Regions from separate parts of the Homo sapiens genome. Here region 2 is linked to region 1. A link is a loop called in an ENCODE intact Hi-C map of the cell type or tissue named here. Cell type or tissue: PC-3. All regions are shown on one strand. Each heading gives the region's core, and the rest is flanking DNA. Links, peaks and the distances in the headings are about the cores only.

The links. A loop is a pair of places that touch in the nucleus more often than their neighbours do. Peaks named below come from ENCODE experiments on the same cell type or tissue, not always from the same donor. Only the 100,000 strongest peaks of a DNase experiment are listed, where the experiment ranks them.
Region 2: it touches region 1 in a loop (4-fold over the local background); 1 of 110 quality-filtered maps calls a loop at or near these places.

Annotation. Positions count from the first base shown.
Region 1 is chr14:40,111,682-40,118,197 of GRCh38, forward strand. No RefSeq gene overlaps it. Among named protein-coding and RNA genes, the nearest start is that of FBXO33, 680 kb to the left of the region's middle. In PC-3, for the core only: no CTCF peak of the experiment used is centred there; a DNase peak (open chromatin) is centred at 4,070; H3K27ac peaks cover 1,541 bases.
Region 2 is chr14:40,161,448-40,167,963 of GRCh38, forward strand. No RefSeq gene overlaps it. Among named protein-coding and RNA genes, the nearest start is that of FBXO33, 730 kb to the left of the region's middle. In PC-3, for the core only: no CTCF peak of the experiment used is centred there; a DNase peak (open chromatin) is centred at 2,894; H3K27ac peaks cover 1,574 bases.

The DNA.
Region 1 (6,516 bases), core at 2,668-5,167:
AGAGGTGAGGTTAGTAATGCCCATTCCAGAGGGGATTGGAAAATTTGAAGTATATAGCGTGATACCTAGTATATTACAGGTACTCAAAAATATTGAATGAAAGAAGACACTCAAGTGTTATCATGTATTTTCAAATACTTTTAAATTTAAGGAGATTAACTTATTAATTAATCCTGTTTCAAACAGCAAGAGAGGAGTGATAAAAGCTCCAAACAATTTTCTAGGAACAAGAAATTTTGTAGCTTGTAGCCTAAATACAAAGATGGATAGTACACTTTAATGACAATTCAGTAGTTTAATTGAAGAAAGACTTCTATGTTTCAAATTTTATCTTTTTCAATATGTTTTGAAAAAAAATTGGCGCATAACTTCTCTCTAAGACCTTCTTTCAGGGCCATGTGAAGCAACAGGACTTAACTCTGGTCTGTGTGGCTGCTGTGGCACCTGTTGAGACCCTGTGGCAGAGGAGTTGCTTCTCCCTGCCAGGGTCAACCAGCATCCTTGGGCATTGCAGACACCAGAATCACTCCCTCTCTGCATGTTTCTTTGCCAGCAGCAGAAAGTGAAGCTCTTAGGGAATAGCGAGAACAATAGTTCTTGGGCTAGGAATCTCCTCCTTTTCCTTGCAAGGTGTGGAAGAGAGCTGTGGATCTGTGCTAATTATGCAAAGAGTCACTCATTTTAAAGGAAAGCAGTTATTCTAGAAATAAGAATTTAGTTTTCCTTCATGTTTCAGGTGCTTGCCATTATTTATATAATCCTCAAAACCACTCTTTCAGATAGATAACAGTTATCCCCATTTTATAGGCAATGAAACTGACGTTCATGAATTATTCAAATGTCACATCCAAGCTCACACAGCCAGGGCTATGTGATATGATAGGGCTGATATTTGGAGCCAGATCTTCTTTAGCATAATACACTGAAGAATCCAAGTCCAGTACCAGGGCAGCCAGCAGGGGTAGGGGGAGAACAACTAATTTTGTTTTCACGGTCATCTGAGTAATTAATAATGACGAGTGGGAGTAGAGGGTAGTCAGCTCTCAAATAGTGAGCAGGATAGGCCAGGTGCCGTGGCTCATGCCTGTAATCCCAGCACTTTGGGAGGCCGAGGCGGGTGGATCACGAGGTCAGGAGATCAAGACCATCCTGGCTAACACAGTGAAACCCTGTCTCTACTAAAAATACAAAAAGAAATTAGTCGGGCGTGGTGGCAGGGGCCTGTAGTCTCAGCTACTCGGGAGGCTGAGGCAGGAGAATGGCGTGAACCTGGGAGGCGGAGCTTGCAGTGAGCTGAGATCGCGCCACTGCACTCCAGCCTGGGCTGCAGAGTGAGACTCCATCTCAAAAAAAAAAAAAAAAAATTGTTAGCAGGATAAAGCCTTCAGTGTTGGCTTTTGGAGAATTTATTTTTAATCGGATTAACAGACTCGCAGTTGCTTAAATTATTAAAATATTCTGTTGGCCCTTTTTAATGAGACTCTGTAATCCGGTCTTGATGTATTTTGTAATAATATGTTTTCCACTTTATCTTATTAACCATGTGATCCAGCAACAACTATTGCCTCAGGGGCCTACAGACAACTTTTTTTCTTGCCTTTTAATTTTTTAAAAACTCTATTACTGCATGCTGGGAATATTTTCTCCCATTGCTGTGAAGACTTCCATGATCATGGAGATCCACAACTGTCTCCCCTTGTCTGACCCTCTGTAGAATTTATAGACAACACTATATCCTTTTGAGACTGACTTGCTTTCTCAATGAGACTATACAATTCTCAATAGTTTTTATACCTGTGTGTTCTCACTAGTGTCTAGTATGTTATACACATAGAATGCAGTCAATACCTATTATTCAATGGATAAAGTGAAATTTTCTGTAGGCTGAGGAAAACAGATACCATCAAGAAAGAAACTGTCTTAGAAGATTAATTTGTGAAAGTTTAGTAAAAACTATAAAACAAGAACTAAATTTTAAAACCAGAGATGGAAAAACACCTAAAAGAACAATGAAACAGTTTATCAGTTAATTGAATTCAGAAATTAATCATTTTTATATGCATGCAGTGTCCCTGTTTCTACTCTAAATTCAAGTATGAATGCCAACACTGAATTCAAATAGAACTTTTGTGAATGAGTAACTAGCTCAAGGTCAGCAATAGATGGAGTATGCTGCTTGTCTGTTTCCCAGGAAGTATCCTGGAAGCTATGGGTGTAACTAAAAGGTCACTACAGTACCCCATATTTTGCATTGTTAAAGCTTCTGGGAATATGACTCTACATCAAGATGCCATCTCTTAAGACTACTGAAGTTTTTAAAGCAATAAGCTTTTGTAACCTTATAAAATATCTTTTCCCAGAACCACCTCCTAAAGCATAGAAGAAAGATGTAATAAAGGCAAAGTCATTGAGCATCTTTGTACAATATTGACAGTTTGAAAACTATATTTAGGTATCAGGAACCTATGCTTAGATATACATGATCATACTTTCATTTATTGGGCATTTCCATTCAAATAAATTAATATTGATTAACTGATTTTGCATCCAATTGTCTTCACCTAGGTAATATCATTGAACTATTGTGTGTGTGTTTGTGTGTGTTAATGATGTTGAGACTCAGAGTCTCTGGTCACTACTGGATTAATATTGTGGATGTTTTAACAAAAGCAGAAATATATGACTCTGGAAACGTCACTTGAGACTTCTCTCTTTTTTTTTTTTTGAGACGGAGTCTCGCTCTGTCGCCCAGGCTGGAGGGCAGTGGCGGGATCTCGGCTCACTGCAAGCTCCGCCTCCCGGGTTCACACCATTCTCCTGCCTCAGCCTCCCAAGTAGCTGGGACTACAGGCGCCCGCCACTACGCCTGGCTAATTTTTTGTATTTTTAGTAGAGACGGGGTTTCACCGTGTTAGCCGGGATGGTCTCGATCTCCTGACCTCGTGATCTGCCCGCCTTGGCCTCCCAAAGTCCTGGGATTACAGGCGTGAGCCACCGCGCCCAGCCAAGACTTCTCTTAACCTGATGACTGAATCCAAGATTCCTTTATTTAAGCAAATGTTCTAAAACACTGATATGGCCACTGCTGGATTTTTAATAGTCATTTTTCACTGAATGCACACACTGGCATTCTAAATCACAAACATTATTATCAATTTAAAAAGCATATAACATTCATCTGTTTTTCTCCCACTTTGATTTTTAGTCCAGGGGTAACTCTGTGAAAGCCAGGTCAAATGTTTTCTGTATACAAATTTCAAAGTTTATCAAAGGTGAGACACAGAGAAAATTATACACACACACACACACACACACACACACACACACACACGATAGACATATATATTTCACATACACCACATTTTCTTTATCCACTCATTTAGGTTGGTTCCATATCTTTGCAATTGTGAATTGTGCTGCAGTAAACATATACATGCTGGAGTCTTTTTGATACAATGATTTTTCCTTTGGGTAGATATCCAGGAGCAGGATTGCTGATAGATAGGTTAGTGCAGCAGTAATTAATTAAAGTAATTTTACTATTAAAGTAATGGCAAAACCCACAATTACTGTTGTACAAACTGAATACTTTTGCTTCTTTAAGAAACCTCTATACTGTTTTCCACAGTGGTTGTGCAAATTTACATTCCCACCAGCAATGTATACGCATTTCCTTTTCACTACATGTATGACAACATCTATTGTTTTTTTACTTTTTAATAATGGCCATTTTTGCAAGGGTAACGTGGTAGCTCATTGTGGTCTTAATTTGAATTTCCTGATGATTAGTGATGTTGAGCATTTTATTTATATGTTCGTTAACCATTTCTGTATCTTCTTTTGAGAAGTATCTATGCCATTTGCCTGCTTTTTGATGGGATTTTTTTTTTCTTGATGATTTGAATTCATTATAGATTCTGGATATTAGTCTTTTTCTCCAACTCTGTGGGTTGTCTGTTTACTCTGCTGATTATTTGTTTTGCTATGAAGAAACTTTTTAGTTTAATTAGGTCCCATTTATTTATTTTTGGTTTTGTGGCATTTGCTTTTGGGGACTTAGTCATAAATTCTTTGCCTAAACTAATATCCAGAAGAGCTTTTCCTTGGTTGTCTTCTAGAGTTTTAATGGTTTAAGTCTTAGATTTAAGTATTTGATCTATCATGAGTTGATTTTTTGTATGAGAGATAGGGATCCAATTTCATTCTTCCACATGTGGCTATCCAGTTTTCTCTGCACCATTTATTAAGTAGGATGTCCTTTTGCCAATTTATGTTTCGTTATCTTTGTTATCTATTTCAAAGATAAAGCAGTAAGGCTGTAAGTATTTGGCTTTATTTCTGGGTTCTCTATTCTGTTCCACTGGTCCAGTGTCTACTTTTATAGCAATACCATGCTGTTTTGGTAACTATAGACTTGTAGTATAATTTGAAGTCAGGTAATGTCATGCCTCTAGATTTGTTCTTTTTGCTTAGGATTGCTTTGGCTATTCAGGCTCTGTTTTGGTTCCATATGAATTTTAGAATTTTTTTTCTAATTCTGTAAAAAATGATCTTAATATTTTATAGGAATTGCATTGAATTGTTAGAATGCTTTGGGCGGTGAGGTCATTTTCATGATATTAATTCTCCCAATCCATGAGTCTGGAATGTATTTTCTCTTGTTTGTGTCATCTGTAATTTATTTCAGCAGTGTTTAATAGCTTTCCATGTATGGATCTTTCACCTCCTTGGTTAAGCATATTCCAAGGTATTTTAATTTTTTTGCAGCTATTGTAAAAGGGATTGAGTTCTTGATTTCATTCTCATCTTGGTCATTGTTGGTATATAGCAGTGCTACTGATGTGTGTACACTGATTTTGTAACCTGAGACTTTACTGAATTCATTTATCAAATCTAGTAGTCCTTTGGAGGAGTCTGGGGTTTTCTAGGTATACAACTAAATCATTGGCGAACAGTGGTAGTTTGACTTTCCTTTTTTACAATTTGGATGCCGTTTATTTCTTTCTCTTGCCTGAATGCTTTGGCTGGGACTTCCAGTACTGTGTTGAATAGAAGTATTTAAAGCGGGTGTCCTTGCCTAGAGTCAGTTCTCAGGGGGAATGCTTTCAACTTTTCCCCATTCAGTATGATGTTGCCTGTGGGTTTATCATATATAGCTTTTATTATTTTGAGATATGTCCTTTTTATGCCTAGTGTGTGGAGGGCTTTTATTATAAAGGGATGCTGGATGTTTTTCAAATGCTTTTTCTTGCATCTATTGAAATGATCATATGGTTTTTGTTTTTAATTATGTTTATGTGGTATATCACATGTATTGACTTGCATATGTTAAACCATCCCTGCATCCCTAAGATGAAATGCACGTGATCATGGTATATTACCTCTCTGATGTGCTGATGTATTCATTTACCTAGCATTTTGTTGAGGATTTTTCCATCTGTGTTCATCAGGTTTATTTTTTCCATCTATGTTCATCAAATATATTGGTCTGTAGTTTTCTCTTTTGGTTATGTCCTTTCCTGGTTTGGGTATCAGGGTGATACTGGCTTCAGTTCATTAGGGAGAATTTCCTCTTTCTCAGTCTTTTGGATTGGTACCAATTCTTCTCAGTACTCCTGCTTATTGTTGGTTTCCATTTCCATAAAATATCTTTTCCAACCCGTTTACCTTGAGTTTTTATGAATCCTTACATGTTAGATGAATCTCTTGAAGATAGTAGATATTTGGTTTGTAATTTTTTATCCATTCTGCTAATCTTTATCTTTTAAGAGGAGCATTTAGGTCATTTATGTTCAATGTTAACATTGAAATGTGAGGTACTTTTCCATTCATCATGTTAATTGTTACCTAGTGATATGGTTAGGCTCTGTGCCTCCACCCAAATCTCATGTTGAATTGTAATTCCCAATGTTGGGGGAGGGACCTGGTGGGAGGCAATTGGATCATGGCGGTGCATTTCCCCTTGCTGTTCTTGTGATAGTGAGTTCTTAGGCAATCTGGTTGTTTAAAAGTGTGTGGCACTTCCCCCTTCATTTTCTCTCCTGCTTCACCATGGTAACACATGCCTGATTCCCCTTCACTTTCTGCCATGATTGTAAATTTCCTGAGGCCTCCCAGCTATGATTCCTGGGGAGCCTGTGGAACTATGAGTAAATTAAACTTCTTTTCTTCATAAATCATCCAGTATCAGGTAGTTCTTTATAGCAGTGTGATAATGGATTAATACACCTAGATACTTTATTTTCTTTGTTGTGTTATTTTTTATAGGTCTTGTGAGTTCCAAGAGTCTTTCAAGAGGTCTATTCTGGTGCATATTAAACTGTTATTTCAAGATTTAGAACTCCTTTTAGCATTTCTTTTAGGGCTGGTCTTGTAGTGACAAATTCTCTCAGTATTTGTTTGTCTGAAAATAAATTTATTTCTCCTTCATTTATGAAACTTAGTTTTGCAGGATACAAAATTCTTGACTGACCATTATTCTGTTTAAGGAGACTAAAGATATGACCCCAATCCCTT
Region 2 (6,516 bases), core at 1,836-4,335, 49 kb after region 1:
GACTCAGTGGGAGGTAATTAAATCATGGGGGTGGTTACCTGAATGCTGTTCTCATGATAGTGAGTGAGTTCTCATGAGATATGATGGTTTTATAAGGGGCTTTTCCCCTTTTGTTTGGCCCTTCTTCTTGCTGCTGCCAGGTAAAGAAGGACATGTTTGCTTCTCCTACCACCATGATTGTAAGTTTTCTGAGGCCTCCCCAGCCCTGTACAACTGTGAGTCAAACCTTGTTCCTTTATAAATTACCCAGTCTCAGGTATTTCTTCATAGCAGTGTGAGAACGAACTAATACAATAAATTAATACTGCAGAGAGTGGGGTGCTGCTCTAAAGATACCCGAAAATGTGGAAGCAACTTTGGGACAGGGTAACAGGGAGAGGTTGGAACAGTTTGGAGGGCTCATAAGAAGACAGGAAGATCTGGGGAAGTTTGAGCCTTCCTGGAGACTTGCTGAATGGCTTTGACCAAAATGCTGATAGTGATATGGACAATGAAATCTAGGCTGAGATGGTCTCAGATGGAGATGAGGAACTTGGTAGCAATTGGAGTAAAAGTGATTTTTGCTGTGCTTTACCCCTGCCCTAGAGATCTGTGGAACTTTTAACTTAAGAGAGATGATTTAGGGTATCTGGCAGAATAAATTTCTAAGTGGCAAAGGGTTTAAGAGGAACCAGAGCACAAAAGTTTGGGAAAGTGGCAGCCCGACAATGCGATAAAAAAGAAAAACCCATTTTCTGAGGAGAAATTCAAGCCTGCTACAGAAATTTGCATAAGTAACGAGGAGCTTTCCAAGACAATGTGTCTCCAGGGCATGTTGAAGACTTTCACAGCAGCCCCTCACATCACAGGCCCAGAGACCCAAGAGGAAAAAATGGTTTTGTGGGTCAGGCCCAATGGCCCCCCTGCTATGTGCAGCCTAGTGACTTGGTGCCCTGTGTCCCAGCTACTCCAGCCATGGCTAAAGGGGCCAAGTTTCAGCTCGGGTCGTGGCTTCAGAGGGTGCAAGCCCCAAGCCTTGGCAGCTTCCAAGTGTTGTTTAGCCTGCAGTTGCACATAAGTCAAGAATTGAGGTTTTGGAACTTCTGCCTAGATTTCAGAGGTTGTATGGAATTGCCTGGATATCAAGGCAGAAGTTTGCTGCAGGGTTGCAGCCCTCATGGAGAACCTCTGCTGGGGCAGTGTGAAAGGGAACTGTGAGGTTGGAGCCCCCACACAGATTCCCCACTGGGGCACTGCCTAATGGAGGTATGAGAAGAGGGCCACCGTCCTCCAGACCCCAGAATGGTAGAAACACTGATAGCTTGCACTATGTACCTGGAAAAGCCGCAAACACCCAACACCAGCTCATGAAAGAAGCCAGGGGGGTGGGTGTACTCTGCAAACCCACTGGGGCGGAGCTGCCCAAGACCATGGGAACCCATGTCTTGCATCAGCATGACCTGGATGTGAGACATGGAGTCAAAGGAGATTGTTTTTGAACTTTAAGGTTTAATGACTGCTCTGTTGAATTTCGGACTTGCATTGGGCCTATTGCCCTTTTGTTTTGGCCAATTTCTCCCATTTGGAACAGATGTATTGACCCAATGCCTGTACCTCCATTGTTTCTAGGAAGTAACTAATTTGCTTTATATTCTACAGGCTCGTAGGTGGAAGGGACTTATATTGTCTCAGATAAGACTTTGTACTTAGACTTTTGGGTTAATGTTGGAATGAATTAAGACTTTGAGGGACTATTGGGAAGGCATGATTTTGTTTTGAAATGTGAGGACATGAGATTTGGAAGAGGCCAGTGGCAGAATAATATGGTTTGGCTGTGTCTCCACTCAAATCTCATCTTGAATTGTAGTTCCTATAATCCCCATGTGTTGTGGGAGGGACCCAGTGGGAGGTAATTGAGCCATGGGGGTGGTTACTCCCATGCTGCTGTTCCTGAGATAATGAGTGAGTTCTCATGATATCTGATGGTTTTATAAGGAACTTTTCATCTTTTGCTTGGCACGTCTCCTTGTTGCCAATGTTTGGTTCCCCTTCTGCCATGATTGTAAGTTTCCTGAGGCCTCCTCAGCCCTGCAGAACCATGAATCAATAAAACCTCTTTCCTTTATAAATTCCCCAGTCTCAGGTATTTCATCATAGCAGTGTAAGAACAGACTAATATTCCCAGTGTTGCCAGATGGTTTAATATACACAAATCAATCAATGTGGTACATTATATCAACAGAATTAAGGGCAAAAACCATATAATAATTTCAACTGCTGCTGAAAAAGCATTTTATAAGCTTCAACATCCCTTCATAATAAAAACTCAAAATATTGCATATAGAAGAAGCATATCTCAACATGGTAAAAGCCATATATGGCAGACCCATAGCTATTATCATACTGAATGGGGAAAAAATGAAAACTCTTTCCTCTAGGACCTGGAAGAAGATAAGGGTACCCACTTTCACTACTGTTATTCAACATAGTACTGAAAGTCCTAGTTAGAGCAATCAGACAAGAAAATAAAATAAAGGCATCTAAATTGGAAAGAAAGAATGTAGGGGATCAGTCAAAGTGGTGGGAAAAATTATAAAGATAAAGTTATAGGAAATAGACACAAACTTTCTTGGAAGGCTGGGAGGTTTGTGTAGCTTTAGTGAAAGATTTGGCTGAAGGCAGCCTAATCCTCTTACCTTAAGTTAGTAGCTTAGAGTAGGTACAAAGGAATGCAAGGGAGTTATCTAAAGAGCTTGTTTACTCATCTGGTCCCAAGACTGACCTTTGATCATTCGAAGGCAGGACTGATCTCTCGGGGGGGGTGCGGGGGGGTGGCGGGGGGGTGGGTGGGCGACCAGATTGATTAATTACCCTCAGGTGGTTGACTCAAAGCCTTTGGCATTAAATCTGTGCTGAGTAAGTGACCATAGAGCCAACTAGTCAGGGTGTGTGGCTGCCAAAACTCTTTCTGTGAGTGGCCTGGCTCCCTGGCTTGCTCTTTTACTGAATATTGGTGTCTGAGTATGTTATTCATCCATTGTGCATCCTGGGTCTGTAGGTCAGACCCTGGCAGAGGAAGTCAAATTATTCTTGTCTGTAAATGATATGATTTTATATTTGGAAATTCCAAATGCTCCACTAAAAAGCTATTTGATAAATTCAGTAAAGTTGTAAGATACAAAATCAACATACAAAAATTAGTTGAATTTTTATATGCCAACAGCAAACAATCAGAAGAAGAAATCAGGAAAGTAATACCATTTACAATAGCCACAAATGAAATTAAGTACCTAGGAATTAAGTAAACCAAACAAGTGAAAGATCTCTACAATGAAAACTATAAAACATTCATTCAACAATGAAGAGAACTCCAAAAAAGAAAGATATTCTTTTGTCACAGACTAGAAGAATCAATATTGTTAAAATGTCAATACTATTCAAAGAAATATAAAGATTTAATACAATTCCTATCAAAATAAGAATGACATCCTTCACAGAAATAGAAAAAGAAACCCAAAATTTATATGGAACTACAAAAGACCCCACATAGCCAAAGTTATCCTAAGCAAAAAGAACAAAAGTGAAGGAATCACATAATCTTACTTCAAATTATACAACAAAGCTGGAGAAACCACAATGGCATCATACTGGTATAAAAACAGACCCAGACCCATGGAACAGAGTAGAGAGCCCCAATACAAATCCGTATATCTACAGTGAACTAATTTTCAACAAAGATGCCAAGAACATAACATTGGGAAAAGGACAGTCTCTTCAATAAATAGTACTGAAAAAACTGCAACTCTATATGCAGAAGCACAAAACTAGACCTCTATCTATCTCTTGCCATGTACAAAAATCAAATCAAAATAAATTGAAAACTTAAATCTAAGACCTCAAACTATGAAACTACTGAAAGAAAAATTTGGGAAAACTCTCTGGGACATTGGACTGGGCAAAGATTTATTGAGTATACCCCACAAGTTCAGGCAAAAAAAGCAAATATGACTGAATGGGATCACATCTAAAGTTTCTGCACAGCAGAGGAAACAATCAACAAAGTGAAGAGAAAATCCACAGAATAGAATATTTGCACACTACCCATCTAACAAGGGATTAATAAATAGAATATATAAGCAGCTCAAATGACTTGTGAAGATACAATCTAATACTCTGATTTTTAAAATTGGCGAAACATCTGAATAGACATTTCTCAAAAGAAAACATACAAATGGCAAACAAGTATATGCAGAGCTGCTCACTATTACTTATTATCAAAGACATGCAAATTAAAACTACAATGAGATATCATTGCACTGTAGTTATAATGGCTTTTTTCAAATACAAGCAACAATACATGCTGACAAGGATGTGGAGAAAGGGGAATACTGGTACACTGTTAGTGGGAATGTAAATCAGTACAAGCATTATAGAGAACAGTTTGGAAGCTCCTCAAAAAACTAAAAATAGAGCTACTATATAATCTACCAATCTCACTGCTTGGTATATAACCAAAAGAAATCAGTATATCAAAGGCATATCTGCACTCGCATGTTTGTTGCAGCTCTGCTCCCAATAGCCAGGATTTGGAAGCAACCTGTGTCCATCAACAGATGAATGCATAAAGAAAATGTACATATACGCAATGGAGTACTATTCAGCCTTAAAAAAATAACAAGATCTTGTCCTTTGCAAGAACATGGATGGAACTGGAAGTCATTATGTTAAGTGAAATAAGCCAGGTACAGAAAGACAAACTAATCTTACTTATTTGTGGTAGCTAAAATTTAAAACGAGTGAACTAATGGAGAAATAGTTCACTTGTATGCCTGTATCAAAATATCTCCTATAACCCATAAATACATACATACATCTGCTCTGTATCCACAAAATGTAGAAATTAAAAATTAAAAAAATATAGTCTGATAAAATAAATTTCTTCTGCAAATCAAGGACATTCTCAGATAAAATGCATAAAATTGGCTTTTTTTTTTTAAAAAGGCAATTGCATAGCAGTCAATAATACAACAGTATGATAACTGCTAATGCAGTTCAGCACCAATGCCTTGATTTTTGCTAAGGTATTAGCAGTTTTACACACCATTACCTTTGTCCCATCAGTCAACATACTGAAGAAGGCAAATGGTATCTTAGTATCATAATGAAAATAGTTTTGACTTTGTAACACCCCTGAAAGATTATCAGGAGTCATATTGATCCATGTATTATTTCTTTTGGTTTAGGGGTAAGCATGTTACCCAGTTATAACCAATGAGATACAAAGGGTAGTTTACGGAAAGGCCTCTGCAAGAGTTACCTACCTCTTAGGTAGACAGAACAGAAACACATTTCTTTTCTCCCAGAAGATATTTTTTGGACTTTATGCTCAGAATAGCCTCAACCAACCTGAAACTTTGATGTTACTAAGGCCAAAGGAAAAGCTGGCACCAAGGAAATGGCAAAGTTAAAAAAAAAAAAAAAGAATAACAAGAAAAAAAGAAACTGGATTATTAATGATGTTATTGAAATATGTCTGAATGAACTAACCATAAGGCCTGCGAACCACCACCTATTATTATATGAAATAACAAGTAGCCTTATTATTTAAATACATTAGAGTTGGGGTTTCTGTTATATTTAGTAAAAGACATTGTGATGGATAAGCTTCATCTTCAGTTTACCAAAAAATGAGAAAACAATAATTACGTGGCTATGAGAGCAATTCTCCCTGGGTTATTCATTATACAAAGAACTTACTCTCTCAGGAAAATCTCCATGATTAAAAGTGGGAAATTATATCAGATTGCTACTGAAGCAAGGTATACTTGATACTGGAAGACTGCTCAGACTCCTCAACTTACTTAAAACTAGAGCAAGGATTATTTCCATATTACTGGGTGGAACTGAATAGGAACAAGCTAAGACATTTCAACTTGCAAAATTATTAGGTATAAAGGTAGAGAAACACAAAATTTTCACAGAATTACTGGATCAACAAATGTAACCAATGTATTAGATGTTTAGAAACTGGGAGCATTCATTTACCAACTTCTATCTATATCTAAGAGACTGAGATTATGCTAGAACATGCATGTTGTGAACAAAATAAAATGTCTTCTGAACAAATTAGGTAACATCTGTTATGAAATTTCTCTGTGGAACAACATCAATTTTAATTTGAGTAATACACATTTCACTCACTCTAGCCTGGAGGTAAAGTACTTTAATGAAACTTGTCAAATGAATTGATGACCAACATAAGACAAGGAACAAAGCCTAAACCGTGATAAGCCTTTGGTCTGCACAGGGGAAAGTTACTCAAATGCCAGCATTTATAGTAAGTGCTGAAATTATTTTAAAGAAGCACATTATGTACCACTTAAAATGGAAAAAATACGTATGTTTTCTTCCTTAAACCATGTTTTCATTGTAAAAATAACATGCACACATGCACATAATAAAGATAATTATGTAAAAAAAATGTAAAATATCCATAATCAAACTACCAAAACATAATTCTGAAACTTTTCCTATATT